Regions from separate parts of the Mus musculus genome. Here region 1 is linked to region 2. A link is a loop called in an ENCODE intact Hi-C map of the cell type or tissue named here. Cell type or tissue: heart. All regions are shown on one strand.

Region 1 (8,000 bases), 440 kb before region 2:
CTATTTTTTGTTGTTTTGTTGTTGTTTGTTTGTTTGCTTTTTATGCCAGTGAAGATTTGCAGGCACATGACGTGCTAACTACAATATCCACAGCATGGTTGGTTGTTGGTTTCATCTTCATTAGGTGTTATTCATATTTAATTATGAGGACATGCCATGGAAGAAACACAATTTCAGTCACACATAATTCTATAAAAATACACAGAAGGTAAACAATTTTCCCCATGTTTCATTTTCATCACAACATATGCCCATACTTGCTTGACATTTTTTGTCCTACTTATGTACAACCAATACCGCAGTATAGCAAAATGTTTAAGGTTGGGAAGCTTCAAAGCGGTGTCATATCTAAGTTCAAACTATCATGCCTTCTGCATTATGTTCCTTTAGTTATATTTTTATTTTATAATTCTCAAATAGAAACGGATGGTTAATTATTGGTAGTAGATAGCACTTGACTGAAGACAACTAGAGTCCAATCAATAGATACAAATGTAAGACATTTCATTGATATTCAGTGAGTCTTACAGTTAGTGTACTCTGCAAAGAAACCATGAAATCTAAATGCTGTGATCCATGTCAATGTCAAATACACAATATTATCGGGTAAATATACATATCCTATTTTACACTTCATTAAGTTTAAATAAGACAAGAATGGGGGCTATTATTCAACCTATGACTTACTCCAATAAAACTATATCTAATTTTTAAAAATTTGAATATTTTTCTTTTTATATTGACAGCTACATATGACAAAATAAAATACAATTATTCAATTTTGTTGAATAATGTTTCAACATAAGAACTACACAGAATCTCCTTGTTCTCATTGAACAAAAAATGCCTTTTGAGTGTTAACTATGTATTGGGTACAGTCCTAGGCACTCTAAGAGCAGAAGAGATATATAGATTTCTTGAGGGAATCAGAACACAAATCATTAATATAAGGACCAAGTAGAGTGAACTAAATATTTTCTGAAGACCATTGGTAGTGCAAAATGAGTAGAATGGAAAAGGCTGAACATAATTAAGGTTGTGAGACTCTTACAGAGATTCAAAGCAGTCAAGAGAGCTCAACATAGCAGTTGTTAAAGAAAATGCCACTAAGCAAGTGTGGACTCTGAGACATAATGTACATAATGTGGTCTAGAAACATCGAGGGCATCCGAGTTGTCCCAAAGTTAAGACAGGAACACTGCAAATCATGTAGGCTGGGGAGAAGAATGTGGACTTACGGGAAAGCTCTCAGCTCCTTGCTGAGGACAGAACTTGATCCTTTACTATAAATAAAATGGGGGAACATTTTTGTCTATTGAGCAGATATTTGGCCTGACATAGTCTACTTTATACCAAGAAAACTTTTGTCTGACTTCTGAGAGTAGCACATGTATTTTATGATCTCTCTATAAAAGAGCACTGATACCAATACCCCACGGAACATGCTACCCATAGAAGTATTAGTCATACACCCAGAAAACACTTGGTGCCCATCTTCTTCATTATCGGTCCATTGGTATTGTGCTTCTCTTTCAGATTATTGTGTGGAGTCAAGCTCAACAGCCTTCCTTACAGGATAATGCTGAAAGAGATCCACAACTACCCTACTCCACTTACTCTTCTTCCCTTGGCTCTAATTATTTTCATTTTGAATTTTAAATATCATGTACACATGGAAAGTTTTTGCACAGTTTAGAAACAGAGGTAGTGTAATGCCACAAACCACCGCAACCTTTCTGTAACTCAGGAAAGTGGCCACTCCTATTCTTGCTCCACCACCTCTCCCGCTCCCTTGTGTCTTTGTAGATGGTACATTCCTTCATTTTCTCCATCTTTCTTTATCTTGCCCACCTGTCTTCATACTGCTCTTAACCTTTTCATCATACAAATGATAAAACAGCAGCCCTGGAAATTACTTTTTCCAAAAGTATGTAACAGGCCAGAAACTCAATTGAGTTCAGACTGAATTTTCCAGAACAAGGCATTGCTTGTTCCTCCATACCAAGAATTTTCTCACCCTCTCCTGGGTGGCCAGATTTCACTGTCATCCATATTAAAAACACACACACACATTTCTGCTGAAATTCCTGTGACCCCTTAAAACCAGGCTTAATGTAAGAAGAGTTCTTGGTACTCAGAGAGAAAGACGAATATTAAGTAGTTGAAGATCACACTAGGCTAGGATGTTTAAAGGAAGAGGGTAAGACTAGAGTAGAAATAAGGATGACATTTGTAAATGTTAAAGGCTTATGCAAAGCCAAGTCAGAGAGTTATAGAAAGGGAGGCTCTCTCTTATCCTCCCTCTGCATTGTGTAATCTTTTTTTTAATTTAATTTTATTTTTATTAGGTATTTTCCTTGTTTACATTTTCAATGCTATCCCAAAAGTCCGCCATACCCAACCCCCCAATCCACTACCCACCCACTCCCCCGTTTTGGCCCTGGGGTTCCCCTGTACTGGGGCAAATACAGTTTGCAAGTCCAATGGGCCTCTCTTTGCACACAAATCTAGAAATTCATCTGGTAGTGTTCATATTAATACTAAGTCAGAAGCAGCTTAGTGGAGTATAAAACACTGAGGTCTGGGGCTGAGGGAAATAGCCCTGCAGGTAAAGAGATTGCTGAATAAGCATAAATTTCCATCCTCAACACTGGAAAACCTAATGAGGTAGCAAGTAACTCTAATTCCAGGGCTGGGGAGACAGAGAGAAGAGTATCCCTGGGTCATGCTAGCCAACCAGTCCAGCCCAGTTAGATGAGAAGGGAGAAGCTGTCTCAAAAGCTAAAGTGAAGTACAGCTAAGACATCTTAATCCAATATCAGTTTCTCGCTTTGCATGGACACAGACAAACACACAGACACACAGACACACACACACACACACACACACACACACACACACACACAAAGTGAAGCCTTAAGACTAAAGGGATATAAATTCAAATCTTAAAACAGTTATCTCACATAATCAATGTCCTAAGGTAATTATGCCTTTCTGAAAGTTTTGTTGTGAAACTCACATTACATATAACTCATATATATGTGTCCATGCTTATAGAGAGAGGTAGGGAGAGAAGATATTGTTCATATCAGTGCTTGAAATATAAATTTCAGAAATTAAAGATACTATTTTCCACACTAGAGAATCTGCTGTCTTTCAAAATAACCTAGTAAGGAAAATTTGGAACATTATCAATATTTAGGGTAGATAAAACCTCATATAGACAAGGTTGGATATATTCAAGGTAGCAAATATAACATATTTTAGATATCAAATTGAAAGTGAAAGCATCATCTTTCAAAAACTATATTTTCACTGAAACTTTATTCTTTTATTATACCTAAAATCTGTAAAAGAATCTGAAATGTTATTGCATGGTTTATTGGTTTGCTGTAACTTTATACATTTTTTTCACTTTGACTTGACAGTTTAAATCACACACACACACACACACACACACACACACACACACACACACACACACACACAGGTACTAGTGTGAGGGAATAACCAGAGAAGCCTAACCTGCTCAGAGGAGAAGGGGAGGGAACATAGGGGAAGGATTTTGACAGAGGGTAACCAGGGGTAGGGGCAGTGAACATGGTGTAAATTGAATAAGTAAAGAAAAAATTAAATTAAAGTTAAGAATTATTTAAACACACACACACACTCTCTCTCTTACCTAACTTGTAAATGTATGTATATGCCACATGATGGTGATAATGAAACATTATTTATGACGTCAGGCTTAGATATGCCTTCGGATTTTTTTTCTTAGCATGTGGTTTGTGTCAGTCTTGAGTATCTATTATATAAGTGTACTAGATGGAAGTTTTTGTTAAATATTGTTGACACTAGATAAATTTGTGCTGTAGAGAGCTTTGCTGTACATAAGGACATTAGCACGGTCCCCCAGCCTTTCCCACTAGATGCCAGCAACACACACGTCCTTCCAACCCAGTCATAACAATTGAAAATGTCTCCACACTTTGCCAAATGTCTTTGGGGGAAGCACAAAATTATCTCAGATTGAGAACCATTGTTTGGTATTTTTAATAAGGTTAGAAAATGTCTAAATCTATCATAAAGCAATGTTCCTAGGGTAAAACTTTTATTGGCTCAATGGCAGAGACACCCACAGAAACAATTTCAATTGGAATTGTAGCATTCATAAAAACCCTTTCTTCCTTCTCAGTCCAGACATCAAGCCACACTAGAAGTTAAAGGAAAACATGCTGATTAGATTAGCACCAGCTTCACTGGTGGCCAGCCTTGGCTTCCCAATAGGGTGGAGCAAGCAAGGAAAGTTTCTTGTCTCTTCAGGGACTGCCTCCCTGCCTGCCTGCAACAGACTTTATTTGGACAGTAGCCTGAAGGAACCCTCCTTTCTTGGAACCAGGACTGAAGCAAGTTTATTGTTTTCCTTTGTAGAAGCCCAGAGGACAACATGTTTATTGTTCATTTCCTCCACCCAGTGTCTGTCTCTCCAGTGTAAGTAATGCAGGGTCCAACCATGGGTTTGGCAACCTCGTGCCTCCAGGCTAAATCTCATGATAGTATTGGTGAAGGCCAGGCCTGGCTTGAAGTTTAAAAGTTCCCTTAGCCAAATCTCATAACATACATGGCTTAACCAGATGTTGGGAGTTAGTCCCAGAGACCAAATCCTTCTCTATACTAAAGAGAAAACAGCTTCCACTTTGACAGTCCTCAGTATTCTTGAAGACTCTGACCTCAAACTTATTGGCATACAACTAGGATTTCTGCACCAGAGAGCCTTACCACTTTGCATGCCACCCAGAAAAATGGTCTTCCTTTAACACATGTGATCTAGAAGCATGTAGTGAGTGAATGTGGACACCATGCATTGATGTCCCATTAGAACATGCCCTCTCCACACTTTCTGAATTCTTTTAAACAATCCTTGAGCAAAACCTACTCATATCTCAGGACTTGCACTTTTATATGTGAATTAATTGACAAAAATTTTATCCATAGAGCATCATCCACATAGTTCATATCTAACCTTTATATTGTCAAGTTATCATAAATGCAAATGCTATAAATTGAAGATGAGCTTATCTAAGCTACATAAGCTAGAAAGTGCATGAGATTTTATCTCAACCTGTCTGTGCTCCCACCCCATCTAATGTTTGTCTAATTTCTTATTTAATCTATTTTTGACAGTGGAATGAGGAGGTCATATCATAAGCATGCTACATGTTTATGCGGAGACTATAGTACCATCCAAAACCAATCTGAAGAATGTAAGTCTTTAGGAGCATCCCATGTGTCTGGCCCCAGCCCTCAAAATACCATCTTCAACCAGAATACAGTTGGCAACGATGTCTTTTAGACATGCTCATGAATACACACCTATATATATCCACATATCACATTTCCATGTCTAATGAGGTAATTTTTGTTCCTTAAGTCTCTACAATGGCGGGCTAAAATATCATCTAGCTTTTCATTATATCTACAACTGCTCTCTTAAGGGGTTTCCTGATACCATCAATTCCAATTTTAGTGTTTTTAAATGTGCTTATGCATAAAAGTCACCACACTGCTGGATTTAAGTTAAGATGACACAGACACTTATTGTGGCTGTGAACAAGATTGTTAAACTTGCTTTCATGTCAAAATGTCATCTGTCCTTGTACATGCTTCATTTTTTTTCCTCTGAAAAGGCATGTTTCTCTTCATCTGTTAAATTTTTTTAAATGAACTGAAAACTCTTTTGAAATGCAACCCAGGTGTGATTGACAGTGACAAGCATACATACCTTGAAAGCCCCACTGTAATGTTTATACTTAATAAAAACAAATACCATGGCATCTGAGTAGCCTAGTCAGCCATGCAGTTTTCTACCTGGCATCTTGCAAATTAATCTGGATGTTTATGCTGTAGATCATTCATGATGAACATATTGCTATAGCAACATGCATTTCTTCCATTTTTCCCTGCTAATTACGCTAGCATCACCATCAGCTACTAAATCTCTGAATTACTAATGAATGTACGTGAAAAGCAATGTCGTGATAACATTCTTTCAATATGTCCTCAGCCACAAAGTACAGAAAGGAAAGATGCATGTAATTTGATTATTTTCAATTTATTGTTAAAACCTTTCAATTAATGTTAATTCTAACTCGGATCCATTTGTTGTTAAGAGGTGTCTCTGTAGCATATGTTTCTAAGAAAGAAAAAGAATGTAATGAGCGTTTATAAAATCTTTTCCTTCAGTGCTCACAAGCATGCCATCTTCATCATTTATATCTACATTAAATTAGAATCCAAAAAGGAAACACTATTTAAACCAATAAACTATTCACACTTGTATTTATAACTCCACTACCACCACCAACAAATATTCAGACTGCTTTATACTAAACCAATTGGTGGAACACCCAATGAAAGACAACAAGAGTTTTAATAAAACACATTTAGAAAACTTATGTCAACAAGAAATAACATATATTATCCCAGGAAATTCCTCAAGACACTGTATGCTGATAATGTTCTGAGGCAACTCACGGAGACATTAATATTGGGGAAAGCTTTCTCTGGAAAGGGAATCATAGCCCTAGTCAGAATGCTAAGCCAGATATACTTCTTAGTGAACATGCCTAACCATGATCTAGGTATTTAAAAGTTCAGAAGCCTCACTAAAATCATTAATGATGGAAAAATTCCTCAGAAGATTAAAATAGGGTGAAACTTACAATGTTTCCTTATTTAGTACACCTGAATTCCACGGAAAGGCAAAAGAAGAACAAAGATAATGAGAAAGACCATGGGATTCCCCAGCAAAATAAACCATGTCAATAAAATTTCTGATTCAGCCAGACAGTCCAGATAAAAGTTCTTTGTCTAGATTTTGCTATCTAGGCTAAGCAGAAGTGAAACAATTATCAATAATGTAGAGGAATCAGTGCGTTGGGCACTCTCTATACAATCCAATATCCTAATTTCAAATTTATTCTTTCTATGTTTGAGAATTTGATACAATTCCTTACCTAAATAATTTTCTTTGTAAAAAATTGTAGTATGCAAAACTATGTCTGTGTCTTTCAGTGTTCATGTGTAGAAATAAGAAAAATAGATTAAAATGTGTATCTACAATCATAATAATAACACTTGCTAGTATTTTTATTGTTCTTAATTCATATGTAAGAGATGCTGAATTTTATCTAGAAAATGACATTGCAATGCATGGCCATTACTTTCATTAGTTGATAAACTAATGAATCCAGAGAGGTAATACCCTTACAAGTTTTCACATAGGTCACAAATATGTCAGGTAGAGTTCAAATTCAGATGTTTCCTTTATCAAAAAATAAAAAATAAAAAAAACAAGCTACTTAAGATTTAGAAAACTGCATGGACATATATAAAGGAGACTTTTTATTGGTTAGATTCCAAGAAGGAGCTACGAAAGGAAATAAGAGCAGGTTTCTAATTTTTGTTTTAAGCAAATGTGAAGTAAGAGCTAAAAATCATTATATGTATTTGTTTATTTATTCATTATTTGATTACTTATTTCTGTGCACATTTGTGTGTGTGCGTGTATGTATGTACACACACTTGTGGATGTGGATGTCAGAAAACAACTTCCTGGAATCAGTTCTCACATTTCATCTCATCTTTGAAGCAATATCTCTTTTGTTTATGCCACATGCTGCATAATCCAGGCCGAGAGACTAGAGTTCCTTCATCGAATTCCAACCTTGCCCTCCACAGCAGCTTAGTTTGCTAATAATATATATATATACACACACACCCTGATATAGGCTTTTCTTAACTGGGTGCCAGTCATTACAGTTAGGTTGCCAGGTTTAGAATACAGATTTGGGAGTATTTGCTCAAATTTTCATGAATGGAGTCATTTATCTTCCCATTCGAGTTTTTGTTTCTTTTGTTTAGTTTTTGTTTTTTGTTCCAGTTTGTCTTTTTACTGTGCCTTATTATTGAAACAGTCTTAGATTTAAAAAATTATCAGT
Region 2 (8,000 bases):
AGTGCATTGTGTAAGTGTGCGAGCATGTCATAATGAAACCATGACTTCATACAATTAGTATTGGCATAGCAAAACATTTCTGTAAGTATCTCTTTGAAACATGCTTGTGCGTTCCCCTCCCAACTCCTTGTTTTCTTTCTGAAGCTATTGCCATAGACTCAAGAAAGATCCATACACATAGGCTTTTCCAAGACCACCCTTTCCAGTGTTGCAGATGTCTAACCATTCAGGGACCAGTTTCTATCACTGTTCTGAAACTGGGTAGTCTCTACTTCTAACATATCATCATAAAATTGGAAGTCCCCACTGACCATCTTCTCCAAAGAGCACCTACGAAGAGAACCCTGTTTTCACTGGCTCCTTTGTAAGCAGATCCCTCCCAGTTTTCTTAAAGATGCTGGGTAAAATCCTCCCTCAGCCTGCCTCTTACCCAGTTACCGAAGTCAGCTGCCTAACTTACCTCTTCTTCTCATTTGTTGAAATACACATTAGTTCCTACCTCTTCCTAAACTTGCATTAGGTAATCTCTTCTCCCATAGATATTGAATAACATATAATCTATATTATTCTACAACCGTTTTGCCCTTGGTTTTTTTTTTTTTGTTTGTACATGTTCCATAAGTGTGCATTGCTTAACTGCAAAGAAATCTCAGAGCCCTCCAAGGCTGCCTTTGCCTTCCTGCTGAGAAGCACATGGTCTCCTTCTTCTAAGAGTAATAGATAGTTGTGTTTTATAATGATGGTAATAATGAATATAACAATAAAATTAACCATCTCCTTTAATGGTACTTGGAAGACGACTGGCTAGTTTTCTAGGAAGCATTATTGAATCCAGCAGTGGGTTTCTCCTATTATCCCTCAGGAAACCAACAGATAGCTTCCCAGGTTGGCTCCTACTCCACTTCAAGATGCCTTTCCAACCAACGCCTCAGCTGCTCCTATCAGTGAGGGTAGTGCGTTTTAAAAGTGGAAAACAGAGGCTTTCAAATACCTACTTTGTTAGTAGGAGGCTAAATATCAGATTCTGGAAGAGCCTTAATTCTTAGCGATTAGTGAACTCTCCCTGTGTCTGAATGAGTCAGCACTTGCCTGGAGGCACCATGGTTTCAGTGCCTGAGGACTGCCACTTTTGAAGATTCTCAGGAGCAGGAAGTGTGCAAGGCTTCAGGCCATGTGCTGAACTTGGTGAGGAGAGTAAACTTGAAGTAAGAAAGGCCATGGAGAGAGAGTATTCACTTAGAGTGGAGAAGACTGAAGAGCAAAATGTACGTGCAGTTTTTCCTCCTCCTGCCCGCCCGCCCTAGAAATTACAGCCTTGGTGCCTTGCCCCTTCTTCATCTGAGGACACACAGACACACAGAATCAAACCCAAACCAAAGAACTGGAAGAGTGAGTCACTCCAGCCAGCCTCTGCCAAACTCGTCAATTAAGTGCAGGATCAGTTATGCACTTTTCTTAGATCCTGAACTGGCTGTCTGAATCTCTTCCGGAGGGTGGAGGAGGGGGAGAAAATAATAATAATAATAACAAATGATGATAATAATAATAAATTTTAAAAACATATGATATGCAGATTTCTGATCAAGTTAAAGATTTGCTTTCTTCTTATAAAAATAAAAAGTTTGTAATATCCTTTTGGAGGTATATGAAACAATTAACTGGCAAGCTGCCTTTCCCACAGAAGTTAAATCAGTCAGCCTTCATGTGTTGATTTGTATGACTCACAGCTAGGCGTATCCTTTTATCTTCATATGAGCTGTTCTTTAAAAACATGCACACGCCTCGATTTCTCCCTGAGTTTTGTCATCTCTTGTGTTAACAGGGAATGGATACGGCAACCCCCGGAACTCACCAGGCCTGCTGGTCTCACCTGGTAACCTGAACAAGAATATACAAGCCAAATCTCCTCCCCCTATGAATCTAGGAATGAATAATCGTAAGCCAGATCTCCGCGTTCTTATCCCACCTGGCAGCAAGAACACGATGCCATCAGTGGTAATGCACAGCTCTGTTCTTAATACATGTTGATGATATCTTATCTGTATCTACTAATTGTCTAGATAGGAATTTCTTAGGACATCCCAGACGATTAACACTGACTGAGGATGTTTTAATCGTATTGATGGGGTTGTAGTCACTGATTTTGCATTTTCCTTTCCTATATTAAAAAATTCCAATAAACCCTTCTTCTGGATAGTCTTTCTAGAATAAGAAAAAACATTCCTTCGTAAGACTGTCCGTTTATACTTAGAAAAATAATTCTAACCCTGATCAAATCATATTCCATAGGAATTCCATACTTATGTGGGGTATTTCATGAGAGAATTTTTACATTATTGAGCTACTTATGTTCTCAGAATGCTGACTGACAGTGAAAAATACTTTCACTGATTCCTCAATGAGGTTTCTTACATTAATTGGGAATACTTTCTTACATATCACTTCTTTAATATCTAATATATCATATGCCTTTGCATTGTCTCAGTTAATCTTTGCCTATTGTAGTTTATGAAAATATCTAACTCTCAGAACCCAAGAAATTTTGAGAACCAATGTTACATTTTAAACCAAAATAAGTAGTAGAAGCTTTTAAGTGAAAATATAGACATATGAAATGTAAACTTAAGCATATATAAAATCTCATGCTGTATCATTTTCTTGCTCTGAGACTTGTGCATAAGATGAAAAGAATATTGTGGTATCAAGCCCAAAAACAAAGATAGGTAGTAGGTAGGTACAATGATAGAAGATAGATAGATAGATAGATAGATAGATAGATAGATAGATAGATCAATAGATGACAGAGTGTTCTCCAAATCAGCAAAACTTAACAATGAGAACATATATAGCAAAGACTTAGCAGATAGATTTAAATTACCCCACAAACATTTCCTTCTGTTTTGCTTTGTTTTAGAATTCTCTGTTCTGTGCCATGCCTAGGAGTGAAATAGTCCTGTGAACTGATTGTTTATTATATATTCATTTTGTGCATTTAGCTAAAATCAAATAACATGTGACATTTCCTTTAGAAAAGCCTGAGTCTAAGAAATAAAACCTCCCACAGTGATGCTGTGAGTGTGGGTCAGGCAGGGCACACAGTGTCTCTCATCACATTTATCCCATATCCCTTAAAACTGACACATTCCCATGGATCAGCCCCCCCTTTCTCTCTCTCTTCTCTCTCTTTCTCTCTCTCTCTCTCTCTCTCTCTCTCTCTCTCTCTCTCTCTCTCTCTCTCTCTCGCTCTCTCTCTCTCTCGCTCTCACTCTCGTCATGTATGACTCCCTTTTCCTCTAGCAAGTAGGGTTTAAAGTAGATTCCTATTATCTTTTTATCAAAGTATGGGGCACAACAGTAAACAGAGAGACAATGACCTGTGCTGCAAACAAGATAGACAGTCTTCAGGTTTGAGACAAGGAACACCTCACTAAGAGAAACAAAGAATGTCTTTGTTAAGGAGTTGTCTTTGGCATCCCGTGTGCCAAGCTGTTTAAACTGTTGCGTCTATCAGAAGATGCATCTCCTTTTGCTAGAAAGATTTTCACAGTTATAAATATTTACAGACACTAATTAATAAACTCCTTCCCTCCTTCCCCATGCTCTCAGTCTGAGGATGTGGATCTGCTGTTGGTAAGTGGGAAGGACTCGTCCCTTGAAGGGCATGCTCGGGAAGATAACAGAACTACCTCAGTGAAAGGTGCTAGCTGTGATCAAACAGAAAGATTTTAAAACTTACCTCAATAAATGAGGGTACTGATTATGCTTAAACACCATTAATTTCTAGGATCATTGACAGCCTGTGGAAAGCATAGCTGGTTTTTGTAGGCCTTTTTCCTCTGTCCCCACCTTTTACCTAAAGACCATGTTTTAAATATTAAGACTGAACTTACTCTAAAATAGAAACACAAAAATGCATCTTTAGCTATTAAATAGTAAGACACTTATTCTTTCAAAATTTAAAATACCAGGATTTTGAGCGTAAGCATCCTTTACCTCCTGGCTATTAGGAGTTAAATACTGGCATTAGCTACTTTGCCATCCTTTTGCAAGGAAGTCGAAGCAGAAGAAAGTGGTCATAGCGCCACCTGCTGGCCATAACATAGCCTGAATCATATCTATCAGCTCTGCTGTACATAGAACTGATCACAAAACCCACTATGGTTGATTTTAATTTTTTAATTTGCATTTGAATAAAACTGAAACAATAGCAGTACAGTATACATATTTCATCAGTTCTCAACGTAGTCTGTTTTTACCCATAATAAAGCTATGGTACTTGTTACTAGTTCAGTTGCCTAGGAGATACTGATGTAATGGGTTACTATGGCAACAGCTGGTCTCTTGAAGGATTGTAAATGATAGGGTTGGCAGAGTTCATAGAGACACATGTTAAATGATTAATTTCATGAGCTTTGTACCAACTTATTTCTTTATGTGAAAAACTAATAGTGAGACCTAATATTTTTAACTTTTTAAAATCTGCCACCAATAATGTCTTTTTATTTACTTTAAAAGAATCAAAGGATAAATAACTCCCAGTCGGCTCAGTCATTGGCTACCCCGGTGGTTTCCGTAGCAACTCCTACTTTACCAGGACAAGGAATGGGAGGATATCCATCAGCCATTTCAACAACATATGGTACTGGTGAGTAGCTTTGCTATGTGCAAATATTACAGTAAACACTTTAAAAAGCATATTTTAAAAGTTATTTTCTTTGCCCTGTTGGGAGCTCGTGTGGGGCCTGTGTCCAGAATGCATGGTACAAGCACCTCTGTCTTACTCAGTGATCTACAGTGCTCCTTTTTAAGTGATGGGAAGTTTTATTTACTCAAATCGAATTCAATATTTCAAAGAAACTGAGCTACTGTCTCTTTAATGTAGTAGAACACTCACTTTCTTGAAGATTTTTAATGTAAAACCTATTTCTAGATCATAAAATATATAGATCCTTTACACTTTTAAACAAAGCTAGTATAATGTGCTAACATTTCAGGATCTATTACTGTGGATCTAGTGTGACATCCTTACTCAGATGGATAATATTTTTTTTTTCTTTTTAAATTCAAATTATCCGTGGTGTTTTATTTTCTTCTTTTCCTAAATCAAAAAACTTTGATTCAAAGTATGTTTTAGAGGTTGAAACTGTGTGATTTTGCTTACCATTTGACAGTCTAATTGTCTCTCTCTCTCTCTCTCTCCTTGCCGCTCCTTCGCTCCCATCTAGAGTACTCTCTGAGTAGCGCAGATCTGTCATCTCTGTCTGGCTTCAACACTGCCAGTGCGCTCCACCTCGGCTCTGTAACTGGCTGGCAGCAGCAGCACCTACATAACATGCCGCCATCTGCCCTCAGTCAGTTGGGGTAAGCAATAGTTATGTCTTTATTTCATAATCAGAGACTGTATCTTTTACATGATAGAAGTCTGTCTTCAACAATGCGCTTTCATGTCCATTAAAGGGCATAACATTTGATTGCTGGGAAAGCCACTTTCTGATCACATATTTCAAGTAGCTTAAATATTCCTTCCCGTGTTTGTTGGTGAAGGGCGAGTGCTAACAGTTAGGCACATTCTTTATATATAGCCTTTCCTTAATACTCTAGGGTCTGTTTCCTCCTCCTTCTGTCAGTAGTGGAGGTTTGGGTGAGGTTTCTGAAGTTTTTATGGGAAATTGAAAGTATTTATAGTTTTTTTTTTTTTTTTTTTTTTTTTTTTTTTTTTTTTACATTTTTGAGCTGAGGTTCTCATTTAGTACAAACTACATGATTTCCTCTAATATGAGTCTACTGTACATAGAATCAAGTGTTGAATTTCTATTCGGGCGTTAAATGTGTGTAACATATATAATAGCATAGGTTGTCTAGTTATAGCCATTGTGTTAAAATATATGCACAAATACTAATTAGCACATGCAGTACTAATTACTGAATATTGGGCATAAAAATAACTTTTGTTGTTTTCTGGTCAAAGTATGTATCTTTCTGCCCCCTTGTGGTTGCTTTGAGGTATATCTTTGTCATAGATGACTTCTGTCGTTTATCTATAGAGCGGTTTTCAGAAATGCCCTGAATCTACAATTTGCACCCCTTCATATAAGAGTGATACCAGACACCTCACTTTAATTTGAACTAATAATTCCAGAACTCAGCTAATCCTCAAAAGAAAATGGAATATAACTACTTCAAGATAAATTATCATATTTTACCAACATCCTACGTGCTCTCCCCACTTTCAGTTTTCTACTAAGCCACTTTAGTTACCAATTAACTAACTAGTCTTGTATCTGTATGCCTAGGGAGGTAGTGATGCAAACAAGCATCACTAATCATTACTACAACTCGCTGTTCTTGCCCCTTTGTCTCCCCTCTCCCACTGAACATCATTTGGTATGGACAGAACATAGACCAGAGTTCTGAGATACCATTCAGCAGTCAGCACTTGCCACGGCCACCCCATTGACTACTCACTGCCATGGAAAACCTAGCCTTCTGTGTGTGCAATGAAGCAAATCCACATGGCATCATGGTTGTGCTTTCTTGAAAGAGTGTTGACATTGAAGATGTATCAAGGCTTTTAACATATTTTACATTTTACATTTTATACAATGAGTTTCTCTTTTTAAGACATTTAAACTTTCCCTCCAGTGCTAATTATGTAAGTAGATTCTGGCTGCAATAACTTTTTATTTTCTGGAAATTGCCACCAAGTTCGTAATACTATCCACAGGAGTTTACATACGTAGTCACAATATTATACTGACCTACTTCTTGTCAGTAAGAAAAGGAATTGTTCATTTCTCATTTTTCACAAAATTCATCTGTCATAGCACTAAATTCCATCCCCCTGAAAGACATTATCCATATCAAAAAGCCCTATAATCACACCATCCAGGTGGCTCAAGGGCTAACGCTGCTTGTCACCAAACCTCACTTAATAACTATGACAACCTACCTGACTTGGATTGCTGGGATCCACATGGTGGAAGGAGAGGATCGGTTACTATAGGTGTTCATGTACTTGCACTCACATACACAGAATAAACAAATTCACAATAAACATTTAAGTCCCACGCCATTTCATTAGAATGCCACTTTTCTTTTGCTTGTAACACCAGATCATTTTTAGTTATGAGGTTATACACATATCTGTTATTTTGACTATACCCACAATTTAAAAACCTATCACAAGCAGGAAACATAATTTCTACAAGGCTTAAATGAAAAGGGAGTGAGTGGAGACCCCGACTAGAAGAAACTAGAATTGAAGTAGCTGAGGACTCCATTCCTACCATTTCTTTCAGAGCCAACCATCGTGTGCATAGTTTGAGTTTAGTGTACGGTGTGCACTTGATCTTCATCACATCCCTACATCTCAGAAGGAAAGCACTGTTAACACCACCCACCTCTTCTGTCACCATACATGTTCTCCCTAGTTCTCTCTCACGGTGGCTTCTTGAAAGGTGTATTCAGACAAGCTGTCTCATCCCCTTACAAACTGTTTTGTAGAAAGCCCCCACGTTCTAATGTTTCTGTAAAATAAAGTACATAAACTGCTTTAGTTTATGAGAGAATGGATCAGTTACCGTGAAAGGGACTGAATATGTTTCTCAAGTCAAACCACCTCACGGACCTGCGCTGAGTGCCCGTCCTCTGGATAGGAACTGTAGTTTAAGCAAAGAAGGGGAGAGATGTTTAGCTCCACTAAAGTCGGTCCTCCCAGAAGCCTAAAATGGCTACTGTAATTCTCTCTCCAGATTGCAAGAGTAGAATAGAACTCTTCTTTGTCTGCGAAAGACAAGCGCACTTTGTCCTTTAAAAGCACTGCCTTCAAAGCTAGGCTTTCTAAACTATGTAGCATGCATTTTATCCGGTGAGTTTAGATGAGAAGCAATGTTAATTTTGTGTAGAAAGAGACATGCCTGGAGGGGAACTCGACATTTTAGAGGAACAACCCTTGACTTTTAGGTGGTTTTGTTTTGTTTTGTTTTGTTTTGTTTTGTTTT

What was found. Hi-C counts contacts between places; a loop is a spot of excess contacts. Peaks named below come from ENCODE experiments on the same cell type or tissue, not always from the same donor. Only the 100,000 strongest peaks of a DNase experiment are listed, where the experiment ranks them.
Region 1: a loop joins it to region 2, with 2.4 times the contacts of the local background. A loop is called at or near these places in 2 of 42 quality-filtered maps.

What each region holds. Positions count from the first base shown.
Region 1 is chr13:83,210,749-83,218,748 of GRCm38, forward strand. No RefSeq gene overlaps it. Among named protein-coding and RNA genes, the nearest start is that of Gm33073, 94 kb to the left of the region's middle. In heart, no CTCF peak of the experiment used is centred here; no DNase peak of the experiment used is centred here.
Region 2 is chr13:83,650,992-83,658,991 of GRCm38, forward strand. Mef2c (myocyte enhancer factor 2C) reads left to right here. Exons shown (of 11, transcript NM_001347575.1): 7 at 1,823-1,995; 8 at 3,607-3,630; 9 at 4,516-4,645; 10 at 5,226-5,361. It overlaps Gm52044 (a long non-coding RNA gene), which reads right to left. Exons shown (of 3, transcript XR_003950630.1): 3 at 1-7,526. Among named protein-coding and RNA genes, the nearest start is that of Gm52044, 7.3 kb to the right of the region's middle. In heart, CTCF peaks have their summits at 4,098 (motif pointing left) and 5,981 (motif pointing left); a DNase peak (open chromatin) is centred at 4,080.